Linked DNA regions of Mus musculus: region 2 is linked to region 1. Evidence: chromatin loops called from intact Hi-C (ENCODE). Cell type or tissue: heart. All regions are shown on one strand.

The links. A loop is a pair of places that touch in the nucleus more often than their neighbours do. Peaks named below come from ENCODE experiments on the same cell type or tissue, not always from the same donor. Only the 100,000 strongest peaks of a DNase experiment are listed, where the experiment ranks them.
Region 2: a loop joins it to region 1, with 2.7 times the contacts of the local background. A loop is called at or near these places in 24 of 42 quality-filtered maps.

What each region holds. Positions count from the first base shown.
Region 1 is chr15:98,887,856-98,895,855 of GRCm38, reverse strand. It overlaps Dhh (desert hedgehog), which reads left to right. Exons shown (of 3, transcript NM_007857.5): 2 at 782-1,043; 3 at 1,296-4,701. The coding sequence ends at 1,921. Among named protein-coding and RNA genes, the nearest start is that of Dhh, 6.7 kb to the left of the region's middle. In heart, a CTCF peak has its summit at 3,475 (motif pointing left); DNase peaks (open chromatin) are centred at 95, 947, 1,585, 3,455 and 1 weaker place; H3K4me3 peaks cover 2,946 bases; H3K27ac peaks cover 2,508 bases; H3K27me3 peaks cover 3,253 bases.
Region 2 is chr15:98,982,306-98,990,305 of GRCm38, reverse strand. It overlaps 4930578M01Rik (RIKEN cDNA 4930578M01 gene), which reads right to left and starts at 4,341. Exons shown (of 4, transcript NR_045991.1): 1 at 4,220-4,341; 2 at 2,476-2,549; 3 at 2,161-2,329; 4 at 1,025-1,566. In heart, no CTCF peak of the experiment used is centred here; DNase peaks (open chromatin) are centred at 2,445, 2,775, 4,445, 7,975 and 1 weaker place; H3K4me3 peaks cover 3,446 bases; H3K27ac peaks cover 7,401 bases.

The DNA of each region.
Region 1 (8,000 bases):
GTAGGGCGCGGCGCTCTGCCCTTTCCTCTCCCTGAGCCGGGGCGGCTGAAAAGCGTCTTTGTAGCTGTAGCTGCTGAGTCCGCTTCTCCCGACGCGTTCCCGGCCTCGGCCCGAGATTCTCGCTTAGTTAAGTCATCCCGGAGAATAGCCATTGTGCTTCGTGCAGCCCCCGCCACCCAACCCTTTTTCCAGCAGCCTTGATCCCACGCGGCTCCTCTTGGGCACCTCTGTAGGGGCGCACCCAGACCACCAATGGGTTAACGCTAGAGGCTGAAAGGAGGAGGAGGAAGGAAGGAAGGAAGGAAGGAAGCAATGCCCAGTGCCAGGGAAGGCAACCAAACAAAAGATGAATCAGACGGAGGGAGGGCAGCTGGGGCCCGGGGCGGAGGTCAAGCTCAAATAGGGCTCGATTGGGGAGCCAGGCCCTCTCTAGCCAAACTTCCATTCTCCCTCTCTACTACGGTTCTCTCTGATTGTGATGAGGTCATGGAACAAATAGGGGTGAGGGGCGAGCCCTGTTAATGTGGGAATAACTAGGTATGTACACCCCCTCTCAACATCAGACCGGTTCGGTTCTCCAAGCATGCCCAGGCAAGGGAGTACAGACTGGTGACTGCACCTATTCACATCCTCTCTTGCCCACGACTCCCAAACGCTGGGAGAGGGAGTGAAATGGATCCAGAGAATAAAGATGCTTTAATGTTCCTTCTGCCTCGCCCTTCTTCACCTTGCCTGGTGATGGTGGGAAGTGGGAAACCCGCTTCTTTATTCCCCCCATTAGCGTTGCAAAGAGCGGGTGAACGCTCTAGCCATCGCGGTGATGAACATGTGGCCCGGAGTACGCCTACGTGTGACTGAAGGCTGGGACGAGGACGGCCACCACGCACAGGATTCACTCCACTACGAAGGCCGTGCCTTGGACATCACCACGTCTGACCGTGACCGTAATAAGTATGGTTTGTTGGCGCGCCTAGCTGTGGAAGCCGGATTCGACTGGGTCTACTACGAGTCCCGCAACCACATCCACGTATCGGTCAAAGCTGGTACAGTAGAGGCCAGATGATGGTCCATCCAAAGGGGGCTCTACCATAGCTTTCTTGCTACCCTAAGGGAGACCAACCAGGCTAATGCTTGTAAAAACACTCTTCCATTCCCACTCCTGGTGGGGCTAGATCCCTGGGAAATTAAGCTGTCCCGGGGCTGGTGAGGTCTACGTTGGGCTTGACCCACATCTTCGAGACTGTACTTGCACTGGCTGATCCGGACTTAATCCTTTTTATAATTGTGGCTTGCAGATAACTCACTGGCGGTCCGAGCCGGAGGCTGCTTTCCGGGAAATGCCACGGTGCGCTTGCGGAGCGGCGAACGGAAGGGGCTGAGGGAACTACATCGTGGTGACTGGGTACTGGCCGCTGATGCAGCGGGCCGAGTGGTACCCACGCCAGTGCTGCTCTTCCTGGACCGGGATCTGCAGCGCCGCGCCTCGTTCGTGGCTGTGGAGACCGAGCGGCCTCCGCGCAAACTGTTGCTCACACCCTGGCATCTGGTGTTCGCTGCTCGCGGGCCAGCGCCTGCTCCAGGTGACTTTGCACCGGTGTTCGCGCGCCGCTTACGTGCTGGCGACTCGGTGCTGGCTCCCGGCGGGGACGCGCTCCAGCCGGCGCGCGTAGCCCGCGTGGCGCGCGAGGAAGCCGTGGGCGTGTTCGCACCGCTCACTGCGCACGGGACGCTGCTGGTCAACGACGTCCTCGCCTCCTGCTACGCGGTTCTAGAGAGTCACCAGTGGGCCCACCGCGCCTTCGCCCCTTTGCGGCTGCTGCACGCGCTCGGGGCTCTGCTCCCTGGGGGTGCAGTCCAGCCGACTGGCATGCATTGGTACTCTCGCCTCCTTTACCGCTTGGCCGAGGAGTTAATGGGCTGAGCTTCCAAGGACAGAAGTCCTCCAAGCTTCATACGAAATCGAAACCGAAGCCCCAAGACCTGCTGGCTGAGATCTGGGGATGTGAGCCGCAGGTGATGCTGATAGGGGAGGGGGTGAGAAAAGAGAGAGAGAGAGAAAGGTGGGCTGTACTAGGAACTTCTTGGTTTAGGCAACTTTTACCCGAGAAGAGTGGTGTCTGGTCCTTGGTAACCGGGTTTGCTGGTAGGCACTCTTTAACGAGGACTTTTTTGCGTCTTCCCCAGTCGCACCGGATAATTTTATTTTCTATTTATAATTTGTAATATGATGACCTGCTTGCCCAGCCCACCAAGGTGAGGGCCTGGAGCTTGGCTTTAACACAGTCTGACCCAGCTAGCCAGCCAACCTGACGGCTCACACCCTCACTTTTCCCTGCAGGTGAGTTAATAAAGGGAAGGCTTTATTGGAAACCACCTTCACTCACCTCCAAAGAGGAGGAGAACCCGGACTAATCCGAGTCCACACCTTACTTCCAATTTGCCCTTCTTCCTCAGCACGATCTTCCAAACCCTCTTGCTGCAAAGGGTGTCCCAACCTGTCAGCAATAGACCAGCAATGTCCTGCCCCTTTTAAGGTACTGGTTCCACCCCTAGTCAGGACCAGAACTTCACTTGTGAGGATGCATACCAACTGTGAGTGGGGTGGGGCTAACCAAGGCAGCAGGAGGAGCACTTGGAGTCCTCTATTGTTAGCTATTCTGGCCTATCCCTGTAGGCTGTCCATTGATCATCAGCCTAGAGGTCATCCTGCCTGCTAAAACGGTCTGATTATTTTCTGGGATTTTGGTAGGCCAACTGGCGAACCATGGGTGTTCCTTACAATCCGCCACACATTTGTGGCCAAAATAAAGATTCTAGAGTGATCCAGAATGGTGGTCAAATTCCAGGAGTACATGCTTGTAATCCCAACACTTTGGAGATGGCGAAGGATAGAACAGAAAGATAATGAGTTCAAGGCTAACTTGGGCTGTATAGTAGAACACGCGCTTGCGCGCACACACACACACACACACACACACACACACAGACAGAGACAGATACGGAGACACAGAGATGCTGGAGGGAAAATTTTCTCATGACCTGAATAATTTCTCAAAACCTGTTCCAGGTTTTGGCTTGGGTGTATCTGTGGTCAAGTTCTAGTGTGGCATTGTGAGTTTCCTCCTTCGGTCCAGTGGTTGTTTCTGTTGGTTCCCCATCTACCGTTCTTTCCCGGTCTCGTTACAGGCTGGGCTTCTCTAGTTTCTCTGGGTGTTTTGGGGGGAATTTTTGGACTCCAACATCGCAGACCACTGGAATGCAGGTAGATTGATGTCTCTGAGCTAGGGATGGGCATGTAGGACTGCCCTGGAAGTGGATATTACCATCTGAGGGATAGTTAAGGTGGGTGGTACTTCCAGGGACTGGGCCCAATCCTGCTACAATTGTTGCAAGGAAGATTGGCTCTGCTCTGAGCTTCCAAGCCAACCAAGTCCATGCTGTAGATACGTTGCCCTCTGGTGGCATTGGAGAGAATTCTAAGCTTGGGGACATGTGCTTCCCTTTGGTTCCCTCTGTACCAAAGGGAAATGTACTGCATGCTGCACCAGACTTACTCATAGGAACTGACCCAGAGGGCAGAACTAATGTATGTGGCTTGCGTTAACTTTTAGCATGGTTCGGGATTCTCTCTCAATTCTTGGATTTTTTTTTTTTTTCTTTTTTTACAGCCCTTGTGCCTAGTTCAGCTCTGAGGCTCTGGGAAGCTTGAAGTGTAGATAATGGTGCAGAGTGTCCCTCACTCTGGTGACCCTCAAGTCCTGTGGTCAGAGATAATAGTAAATAGAGCGTCGAACAGTTCCTGATAAAGGTCCTCTATTCACCAATGCCCAAGTCTACAGACCAAATACCCGTTGCCACCCTGCCTTCTCCTTGCCTCAGAGACACATCTCAAACAACAGCCTTTCCTACTTTCTTACCCTACTCTTAGCTGCACCTCTTAGATTCTGGTACCTTTCGTTTTATCACCCAGGTGTTGCTGGGCAATCTGTTTACTACCTCCCCTAAGCTAAGTACTACTGTGTCTAAACTGCTGAAACTAAAGTCTTTAACCAGAAAACCATCATGGCTGACTGGGAATATACTCAAGTAGTACAGCATTAGCCTAGTGTGCCCAGAGCTCCAATTTCAATCCGCAGTACCACTCAAATGGCTATGCAAAATATTTGGGGAGAAAAATTCATTGGCGTTCATTAAATCACATCCTATAGGTTACTTTCAGGGTTTGAGGCTCACCTCTCTCTCCAACTTTGTCCCTTGAGGCCCCTCCCCTCATTCTGTCCCCTTGAGGCTCCTCCCCTCATTCTGTTCCCTTGAGGCCCCTCCCTTTATCTTTGTCCTCCTGAAGCCCCTCCCAGCTATGTAAAAAACACGCGCTTCACCTGCAAGCAGGTAAACGCACCACGTGCTTGCTGCAGGTGGTCCCACTAACTTGGCCGCCGAGCACCTTCCAACCGCAGCAACTCTTTTCAACCCAGGAACTGAGCAGACGTCGCCGCGCCGCGTAGGCTTTGCATTCCTGTCTCAGCTGTCTACTTCATTTCTACTACTCCGCTAAAAGGCTTGCCAGCGCGTGCATTTCAGGGATGAGTTTTGTTTGGTTTTTCAAGCTGGGGGCGCAGAGAGGAGGATTGTCTTGAGTTCAAGGGCAGCCTGGGATACTTAGTAAGGCCCGGCCACAAATAAATCTTATTATTTAAAATCAGACGCACGCACGACACATTTGGATTTATTTATTTATTTATCTGTTGATTTATTTTGAGATTCAGTTTGCCCTTGAGCTCATAATATTCCTGCTTCAGTTTCCAGAACATTGGGATTCGGTTTATTTTAGGATAAAAGAATAATTTCGAGGGGCAGTGGTGGCTCACACCTTTAATCCCTGCACTCCGGAGACAGAGGCAGGCAGATCCCTGAGTTCCAGGCCAGCCTGGTCTACAGAGTGACTTCCAGGACAGCCAGGGCTACACAGAGAAACCCTGTCTCAAAAAGCCATATAAAAGGGCTGGAGAGATGGCTCAGCTGTTAAAAAAGGCTAGGCTCACAACCAAAAATATAAATAAATCTTTTTTTAAAAAGCCGTATAAAAAAAAAGGAAGAGAAAGAAAGTACAAATACCAAGAACTGTGATTGGGGGCCGTGACCTGGTGGTGCCACTTTTAATCCCCACCCTTGGGAGGCAGAGGGAGCGGGGTCTCTGTGAATCTGAAGCTGATCTAATCTATAAAGAGTGCTCCAGGCCAGCTAGGCCTAAGCAGAGAGACTGAGTGTTAGAAACAATCTTCCAAAATGAGATATAAAAGAAACAAACAAAGACACAAAGAAACGAATGACTCGGGGCTGGTGAGATGGCTCAGTGGTTAAGAGCGCCGACTGCTCTTCTGAAGGTCCTGAGTTCAAATCCCAGCAACCACATGGTGGCTCACAACCATCCGTAATGAAATCTGATGCCCTCTTCTGGAGTATCTGAGGACAGCTACAGTGTACTTACTTATATATGTAAATATAATAAATAAGTAAATCTTTAAAAAAAAAAAAAAGAAACGAATGACTCTTGGCTAGAGAGATGGCTCAGAAGCTAAGAACAGAAAACTAACCCTCTTTTGAGAATTTCAGAACGTTTGTGATAACCCTGACAAGACCTTTACATACAGAGTCATTAAAGTGAGAGCCACTACCTAGAGGTTCAGGTAACTTTAAATCCATCCCCTTTTTTTGTTTGTTTTTTTTTAAAGAAGCGAGAGCTGCTAAATACACACAGTATAACACTGTACACAAAAGATCAAGAAACTGTATTCTTGAAAAAGTAGCCATTAGTGTATGTATTAGTCAGGGTTCTCTAGAGTCACAGAACTTATGGATAGTTTCTATATAGTAAAAGAATTTATTGATGATTTACAGTCGGCAGCCCAATTCCCAACAATGGTTCAGTCGCAGCTGTGAATGGAAGTCCAAGGATCTAGCAGTTACTCAGTCTCACACAGCAAGCAGGCAAAGGAGCAAGAGCAAGAGCTAGACTCCCTTCTTCCAATGTCCTTATATTGTCTCCAGCAGAAGGTGTAGCCCAGATTAAAGGTGTGTTCCACCACGCCTTTAATCCCAGATGAAAGGTGTAGCCCAGATTAAAGGCGTGTTCCTTAAACTCTGAGATTCAATCTTCTGGAATCCATAGCCACTATGGCTCAAGATCTCCATACCAAGATCCAGATAAGGATCTTCAAGCCTCCAGATAAGGGTCACTGGTGAGCCTTCCAATTCTGGATTGTAGTTCATTCCAAATATAGTCAAGTTGACAACCAGGAATAGCCACTACAGTGTATAAATGCATATGCTTATTAAAGTAATATTATTATCTAGGAAGAAGGAATCCAATTGGCAGTATGTGCCATGTCAGTACAGAGAGGATCTTATGAATAGGAAAGAGCTGAAATAGCGCTGTTGACTGGTGTATAGGTGGGCAGGGCTGGAAGGGCGTCTCTGGCAAGAGCAAGGCATCTGGGAAGATATGTAGTCATTGACAAGAGAGACACTGAATGGTGGGGGTGTGTGGCTGGAGAGATGGCTCAGTGGTTAAGAGCACTGACTGCTCTTCCAGAGGTCCTGAGTTCAATTCTCAGCACCTACATGATGGCTTAACCTGACTGTATTCCAGTTCCAGGGATCCAACACCCTCACACACAGACATGCAGACAAGAGACAAATAAACATAAAAGTAAATTATATATTTAAAAAGTCAGAGCTCCTGGGAAGGGTAATGATATGCAGCTTATATTTATTGAGGACTTAGTACACAGTAGGCCCTGTTCTAGCATGTGTGTGAGTTCCCACTGAATTCTCACAGCATCACAATAAAGGCACTTTAACTGCTGTTCTCTTAACCGCTGAGCCACCTCTCTAGCCCCCTTACTTGTTATCTCCATTGTCTCTTTTTCTTCTACATTAAATGGCTTGCTTCCTTAATTAAAATGACATAGCCATCCAGTTAAAGAAATACATATTGTTCAGGTTTCTGGCCGGCTAGTAAACCGGGGAAGAGAAGGGGAAGAGAGACAAGGACAGATTTCAGTGGTAGAGCACATGCCTAGCGTGGGCCAAGCTCTGGGTTTGAGTCCTAGCAGCACAGTTCTTTACAGACATAGCTCTGCACTGTGCTGAACATACAGGGCTTCAAAAGATGTAATTAAGGTTACTGGAGATGGGTTAGTGGCTCGCAGCTGCAATCAGCGTTCAGCAAGTTGAGGAAGGAGATTGCTTACTGGTCAAGAGCCATCTGATTACATAGTGAGTTCCAGGCCACTCCTGGCCTTTAGAAGGAGACCCTCTTTCAAATTCTAAAAAGTTGGCTAAGAGATCACTATGAAAATAGACAGATCAATGTGAGTTCAAACCTGGTCTACATAGTGAGGTCAAGGCCACCAGGGCAACATAGTAAGACCAAAGATCCTATCTTTAAAAGAAAAAAGTCTAGGAGTGGAGGCTCATTCCTGCAATCCCAGCACTTGGGAGACAGAGGCAGGAATCTAGGGTCCTCCTGGGAGGCCATCCTGACCTACATGACACCCTATCTGAAAAAACAAACAAACAAACAAACATCAAACCAAAAGTTTAACTGAGGTTAGAAGTATGAATGGTGTCCTGATGCTGTATGACTAGTCCACTTAAAAGAAGAAATATCAAAACATCCTGCCTCTCCTACATCTTTTTTTTTTTTTAAGATTTATTTATTTATTTATTATATGTAAGTACACTGTAGCTGTCTTCAGACACTCCAGAAGAGGGAGTCAGATCTCGTGATCGGATGGTTGTGAGCCACCATGTGGTTGCTGGGATTTGAACTCCTGACCTTCGGAAGAGCAGTCGGGTGCTCTTACCCACTGAGCCATCTCACCAGCCCCATTTCCTACATCTTTTAAACATTTGTTATTGTTATTTATTTTTAGTTTATGTGCAGGAGTGTTTTGACTGAGCGTGTGTTAGCGTACCAAGTAAGTGTAGTTCTTCTA
Region 2 (8,000 bases), 94 kb before region 1:
CCCACCCCCACCCCCCAACTCTGAGTCGCCCTCCTTTTTCTCCAAAGCCTCTAAAGCACCACGTGGCTCCTTGTCCGCCATGTCTGACCTAATACAGACGGCCCCGGGGGGGGGGGGGGGGGGGCTTTGTTGTTATTAGTTTCCTTTCAGCCTCTCCGGGAGCTGCTGAAGCTTATAACTGGCCTGCCTTGATTTTTGTTGTTGTTGTTTATTTTGAAAAAGACTCCATTCTCAAGTCTTTAGCTCTTGTATCATTGCAGGGCTGTGGGGGGGCATGCAGATGTGAGAGGCCCATGTGGAGCAGGTTCCCTCTTTCCACCTTTATTTGGGCCCTGGGTGTTAGCATTCTGTCGAAGCTCCGCCCCACAGTTACCTGGCAACAGCCAGGTAGGCCTGGCCCACTATAAAATGGGCTGCTTGCCCCCTCCTCTCGTTCTCTTGATCTCTTGCTTCTCTCTCTGTCTCTCCCCTTCCCATTGCTTTCCCCATCCCTCTTGTCACGTGCTCATGGTCATGGCCAGCCTCCTCTACTTCTCTCTCACCCTCTTTTTGTTTTGTTTTGTTTTTTCAAATCAGGGTTTCTCTGTGTAGCCCTGGCTGTCCTGGAACTCACTCTGTAGAGCAGGCTGGCCTCAAACTCAGAAATCCGCCTGCCTCTGCCTCCCGAGTGCTGGGATTAAAGGCGTGCATGCGCCATGGTGATTCTACCCTTTTAACTCCCTCCCCATGCCCTGAATAAACTATTCTATTCTATACTGTCCTGTGGCTGGTCCCTCAAGGGGAAGGGATGCCTCTGCCTGGGCCCGCTGAGACATCCCGTTCCCCCGTACCTCACCGCACCCCCATGGAACAGATTCCCCCCTTCTCCTTATCTCTATAAACACATCACTGGGTCTCAGACTCCAGTTCTCAGGCTTGCACAGTGGGTACTTTTCCTCGGTGAACCATCTCGCCAGTCCTGGGGAAATTGGTGTCCCCTCTTGGGATTCTTAGTCTCTTTAAGAAAATACTTTAGGATGCAAACAGAAGATGAAGGACAATTGTATCAGAAGTTAAAACAAACAAACAAGCAAACAAAAGGACCAGGCAGAGAAGCTGGAAATCTCAGTAGCTTCCCAGAGGGGACTACTGGAGAAGAGAAAAAGAAAAAAACAACCCCATCCCATTCCAGCTAATCTGAGGTTGGAGGTCACACACACACACACACACACACACACACACACAGAACAGCGAGCAGCCACTTGCAGCCAAGATAGAACAAAGGAAAAGTTACATTTTTTCCCCCTAAGATCCTAAAAGAAAAGCACTTGTGGCTGAGTGCAGCCCTGCAAACCTGCAGGGGTGTGGGAGTTCTGGGAAGGGAAGGCACAGCATCTCATTAAAAGGGTAAGTATTCTAACTATCCAGGGGTGAACCTTTCTGCTGGTGGTTCCAGAGCCAGGTCATTGGCCCCCTAGACTGAAAGTATTAGGCGTCCATCTTCCTTAGTCCTTTATGCTTGCTGTGTCGCTGCTCAAGGCTTTACGGCCCCACATCCTTGGCCCAAACTTCAACACAAATGGACTCCTTAAAGACAAATGGGATAATCAAGGCCCAAACCTGCACCTCAGGAAGACGCTGGTTAACGTTCTCAAGGTTATAGTACACGCTCGCTTTTCTTGGCTTTCGAGGCATCTTTTCTGCTAACCTGTAATGGCGGGTGAGGAGAGAACTCTGTCTTAGCCAAGCTATCATTAAATCTCTTTCCCCTGATCTCCTTGACCAGCTCTTTGCAATATAAGGGGCAATGGCCTGACTTCATGAACCTAACTAAGCGCCTTATAGTAGTGGTGTTGCTAGTGTCCGACCAACTACACACTGTTCAGTTTCAGACCCAGGGACAAGGCACTGAGCTGCAAATTTTACACATCAAAGCAAGCTGGCCTCCAGACTCTGCCAGCATCCCTCAGTCCCTACCTGGCATACCCTGCCCCCAACCCTGAACCCTTCAGCCCAGGGCTTGGGCTGCCCTTCCCCCAGAGGCTCTTTCCTATATAATTCAGAGATTTTGGGCTCTCTTTCTCTCTCTCTCCCCCTCCCCTTTCCCCCTCTCCCTTTCTCCCTCCTTCTCTCCCCATGTTAACTCCCTTGGCCTCAGTGAGCTCGCCCTCATAAACTTGCCTTTAGTATAATATAATCTGGCTTGAATTGGCTCAGTCCGCAGGTAGCAGAGACTTAACCTCTCACACACCATCAGAGACATTTGTCTGCTAAGAAATTTCTTCAGTGTCAGGAGGCAAAGGCCAGGAATCAAGAATGCCAGGGCTACGCCAAGAAACGCTCTTGCAGGCTGAGGTTGGAGAGAAGGAGAAGGGAAGGAGGAGGAGAAATCTCGTCACCGTGAAAAGGGGCTTTCTTAGCAACACTCCCTTTTCACGCTACTTACTAGTTGGTTTTCTTAGAAAAGTAATCTGACTTGGGCATGGTGAGACATACCTGTCCCTAGCACTCTGGTGGCCAAAGGAGGAGGCTGTCATGTTCCAGGGCACCCTGGCTACAAGGTAAAAACCCTGTCAACAAAACAAGAAGAAAAAAATGTGTGTGTGCCTCCCCGAATTCAATCCCTAATGCCTCAAGTCCATAAATAACACACAAAACCAAAAGGATATTTTAACGTTGTCCCTTTAAAAGAAAAGCATTCCAAACTGCTCTTCTCTGAGCTAAGCCTGGAATTAAGGCGAAGGGGCTTGGCTCAGGCCTCGAGCCTTGTCACATTCCACAAACACTTGGCCCATCTGCTGTCTGACTGATTTTCAGACCAGAAGTCACATGTGGCTTCAGCTCTTGACAGCTGAAGTTGTCTTCTTGTGGAATTGGAATTTCAGTTTGGGACTGGTTGGGATGAGTTCACACACACACACCCTAAAATCAGGTTCTGTGGGTTAGAGAAAGCTCTCTGAGCCAGGAGGGATAGGCGGACATTTTAGAAACAACACAGGCTTATTTGTTGGAAACTGCCCCCAAATCAGGCTTGTTTCATGTCTAGTACTGCTCATTGCTCGTGTGTGTTTTGGTTCCTACTAAATTTCATCTGCCCGCTAAGTATCCGCTTGTATTGTGTTTAGAACAATGGAATATTTGTGTGCTTCTGTGAGAGCTACACAGCAGGAGACTGGCTGCCCGCAGCTGCCCCAGCCCTCAGACAGCCCTGAGACCAGCCTGGTTAGCCCTCCTGGAGACCCTTCAAAGGCTCCCTTTCACATTCGAGGCTCAGCTAGAACAAATAAGCAGATGTCACCGGCTTATCTTTACGTTTGTAAGTTTAAAAAAAAAAGTTGATAAAATTTTTCATAATATTTGAAAAAAATATTAATATTCACAAATTGTGAATATTCATAATTCTGCCTTGTGTTGGTTGATGGCAGCTACCCCTACAGTGGGCATTAGCAAAGCTTTTAATCTCGGGGTTCGAAGTTCCCAAAATATGTTACCTCATATTTTAAAGAACCTCGATTTAAAAATCATAAGCGCTTTTGGGGACAAGATCTGTTTTGCACTTCATATTTTCCACACATACGTCGAGGCTTTAGACATGCAGCAGATATCCATGGAGTTCATGAGTATTAGCTAGATGCTCTGGCACACGATGGTAATCCCAGCACTCAGGAGGCAGAAGCAGGAGGTTCAGGAGTTCAAAGACAGCTCCCACCCCCACCCCCACCCCCATCCTTGAAGGTCTCAAAAGAAATAAAGCAACTAAGAAAAGCATTAAAGAGACAGCGAATGTGAGCTCATGCCAAGTTTAGGCCACACCATCGGCACAGTACAATAACGCAACATCATTTACTCCAAAAATACCCTAAGTGCTTTCCAGTCATAGATTATCTCATTTAGAAACTCAGGCTGCGGGGCTGGAGAGATGGCTCAGCGGTTGAGAGCACTGACTGCTCTTCCAGAGGACCTGATTTCAAATCCCAGCAACCACATGGTGGCTCACAACCATCTGTAAAGGGACCTGGTGTTTCTGAAGACAGCTACAGTGTACTCATATAAATAAAATATATAAATTAAAAAAAGAAAGAAAGAAACTCAGGCCGCGTCACAGGTGCGGCTGTGAGGGTTAAAGGGGGCTGCACTTGGAAAAGACCAGATGTCACTATCACCCTTTTTTTTTTTTTTTTTGGTTTTTCTGTATAGCCCTGGCTATCACCCTATTTTATATGTGACAAAGCTCACTCACACAAGAAACACCGCTAATCAACAGTCTTCCCGGCTGGCATTCTCCAGTTTTGTTACTGTTGTTTCTGTTTTGTTTTGGACAGAGTCTCCCGGTGTGGGACAGACTGGCTTCTTCAGTCTCCCAAGGGTTTGGGTCACAGCTGTGCATCCCCGTGTCCATCCTCCGGGACTTTCCAGGCTACCAACCACACCCATAGCTCCATTCCTTAACCACCCTCCCTCGAGCCACAGTGACGTGCTTCCTCTGAAAGACCATCCCAGAAGTGAAAGCGCTCAGTACACCAGGTTTGCGATTCGTTCCCTGGGCTACCTCACTTCGTGTTTACAACATCGCCTTTGTGAGTCGGCCACTAATACCTCAGGTGTAAGGAATAAAGGACTGGAGAGTGGGGGTTAACCACCCGGAGGCAGGGGGCTAACGATAAACGGTGAGAACACAGCGCGCCTGCGCTGGGTCTCTGCGCTTACCGTGCTGCTATGGGCCGCCTGCTTCTCTAGTTCCTCTGTGTTGTTAGTAACACTCCAGTCAGCCATAACGCGTGTGCCTGTTTCAACCCGCCCCGTGAATACAAACCCAGTTAGATGTTGGCTTGTGCCATGAAGTCATTTCAAGAGCTGAGTGAAAACAAGGGAAAGGTTCTGATGCTAGCCGCATCAGCTGGGAGGAAGAGGCAGAAACGTTTAAAAGGAGCTCCACAGGGCACAGAGAGGAAAAGGACAGACAAGTCAAACAGAAAATACAGCATGGCGCGGTTCCTGTTTCTAAAAGTCACACAAAACAAATGACACACTTATACACATACATCCGTGAAGACCGAAGGAGAAATGTTGGTAACATTGGCTCTCTGGACCGGGGCCTGGCTTAAAGTGACAGAGTAGTGACATTTTATAAGATAGTTTATTAACATAATGGGTATGTAAGAGAAAGAAGAACTGGGCGGGGGCAGAGACGTTGTCAGAAAATAAAAGATCAGAATAAATAAATCTAATAAACATTTAAAAAAAAGAAAAAGAAAATAAAAGATTACCCCCTTGCTGTAAAGGTTGTGGCAGGAACACACTAGGCTAAAGCCACTGGTCTGTGTCCATAGAGACAGACAGATGTCGGCTTAACCTCTCATCGTGAATTCGATGGTTTTCAATATTTAATATTTCTTACTTCTACCAAAAAGGTTCTCACATTGTGGCTCTCGGAACTGGACCAGCCTGGGCGGGGGAGGGGAGGTATCGGCTGTGTTTCTTTGTGTTGTTGGACTAATTTCCTTATCTACCAAGAGGAGAGGCTAGAAAGAGACAGGCTCCAGAGAGTGGTGTGAGGATTAAATGAGAGAATAAATGGACAATAACTCAGGCCACAGGGACATGTGGGCCCCAGCCCTCCCACTTCACCTGATCTCTAACTTTATCTTTAAGATAATTAAATGTCCCTCTCTGAGAACTTTTGTTGTTCATTACTAATGGCCTACATCAACGCCAAATTAAACGAATAAAGCCTTGGAAATTTGGTATAATAGCTTGACAGACAGGCTTCATGGATTTGAAGCTTTACATTGTGCAAATGTATCTTTCTAAGCATTAATAGTATGGTTCATCTATTAATTTTAAGAAATATATTTTACCGGATTTAAAAAATAATACATCTCTCTTCCCTGAGACATTCAATTTTTTTTTTTTTTTTGAGAAGTCAAATTTTTGATGTGAGAGACCAATCACCCAGATCAGAGAGGCCATTTAAAGTACAAATCAGCCGGGCGTGGTGGCACACGCCAGGGGCAGGCAGATTTCTGAGTTCGAGGCCAGCCTGATCTATAGAGTGAGTTCCAGGACAGCCAGGGCTACACAGAGAAACCCTGTCTCAAAAACCTCAAAAAAACAACAAACCAAAAACCAAAAAAAAAGTACAAATCAAAAACGTAAATAGTTTTGCATCTTACAGCGTGTTTATTTACGACCCCAATAAAACTTAAGACGCTTGTGAAATTTCAGTAATGAAACCCATAAGCCTTGTATAAAGAGGATTTCAAAGATAGAGAAATGCTAGTGTCACTGGTATAACTTAATACAAGAGAAGAAGTGAGAGCCCACTCATAACATTAACAGCAATAAGAGCATGCACACACCCCTATGGTCAACAGCACACACAAAGCCCCTTGGTGATCAGCAGACACACAGCGCCACGTCCAAGGTTACACATGACGTAACCTTCTTCTGTTTCAACCTCACCTGCGGAACAAACCGGAGCTCTCTCAGGCCTTTGTTGGATGTGCGTGAATTTTAAAAAGCGAAGAGACCTGAAGATTTGCGGTGCAGTAGATAAGAATCCAGGGAGAGACGTTTTACACTCTGAGTGAAGGCAAGGTTTGAGCTGAAGGACTGTCCCCAAGCACACGAACCACATCCCCCTGAGGTCCTCCCATCCTTAACCGGGGCTGTCAGCTCAGAGCCGGGCACCCATTGTTCGCTTTCTTCTACTCTAATTAGATTTGGCAGATTGCTCTCTGGCTTGACTGGCTGTTGCCAAGCACACAGAGAAGAGTTGGGGCTGACCTTATCACTGTGCCGCTGGGAGCAGAGCCCCTCGTCCTAGTCAACAGATGACAGAAAAACATACCAGCAGCTTCCAATCTGTTCCTTGCCTTCCTTCGTCTCTGGCTCTTTCTGTAAAAGCTCCTGACAGTCTGAGTTTTCTTATCCTCAATACTGAGAAACTGATCGCCTGGGTAGGCTATGGGAGAATTGTTCAGGGCTACTCTAGATTGTGCATATTAACACTATAACCTTTGTAATGGTGTGACTTTTGTCTGTAACACTGTGACCTTTGGTTTTTTCTGCAAGCTTCAGAAAGAGGGTAGGTAGGTGGGCACACTCTCCCCGCCCCCTTCCTCTTCCCTTTCCCTCCCTTCCCCTTCCCTTCTTTCCTTTCTCCCTTTCTATGTTTCTTCAGGGCCTCCTATATCTCAGGCTCAATGCTGAGGGTCTAACCTAGGGAATGCCAGTCAAGCACTCTTCCTACTGTGATGCCCAGGGTACTCAGTCTAGCCATATAGCCCTGGCTGTCTTGGAACTTGTTATATAGACCAGGCTAGACCTAAATTTGTGGTAATCATCCTGCCTCTGCCTCCAGCAGTCTATTTTTTTTAATTTTAAAATTATATTCATTATGTATTCCTGGAGGAGGGGCACAGGTATGAGAATCAGTGTCCAGACTGACCTCAGGGTATCAGGCTTGTGGCAAGTCCCCTTCCCTGCCGAGCTGGCTCACTAAGATCCACCTGTTTCTGTCCCCTAGAACTGGGAATGTGTAACACCATGCACCATGACCTCACACCCCCCCCCACACACACACACACTCACACTAATGTCACAACGTATTAGTTTAGATGACCTTATTCAGATATATGATCTCATTCAAATATATCTATATGCGATCATCGAATCTCATAGCTTTGCTTGGGAGGGAGGTTAAAAGAGTGGATCTGACAAGCACGGAAGTGTTACTAACAGCCACTAACTCCTGACCCTGAAGGAGAGCCTGCTGATTCTTTGGCACTGCCTTAGCCCCCTTCACTGTCCCTCTCCCCCGTCCTTGATTTAAAAAAAAAAAAAAAAACACATACACACACACAGGAAAATCATTCTTTCCCACAGAAGGAATCTCAGTGGAGGACGGCATTGATTGTAAGAGCTAGTCTCTTGCAGAGGGCATTCCTACAGCAGATGCTGACTCATCAAACAGCAGTAGACTCTTGGGGACAACAGGCTTGGGAGTGGCCCTGGCTGTG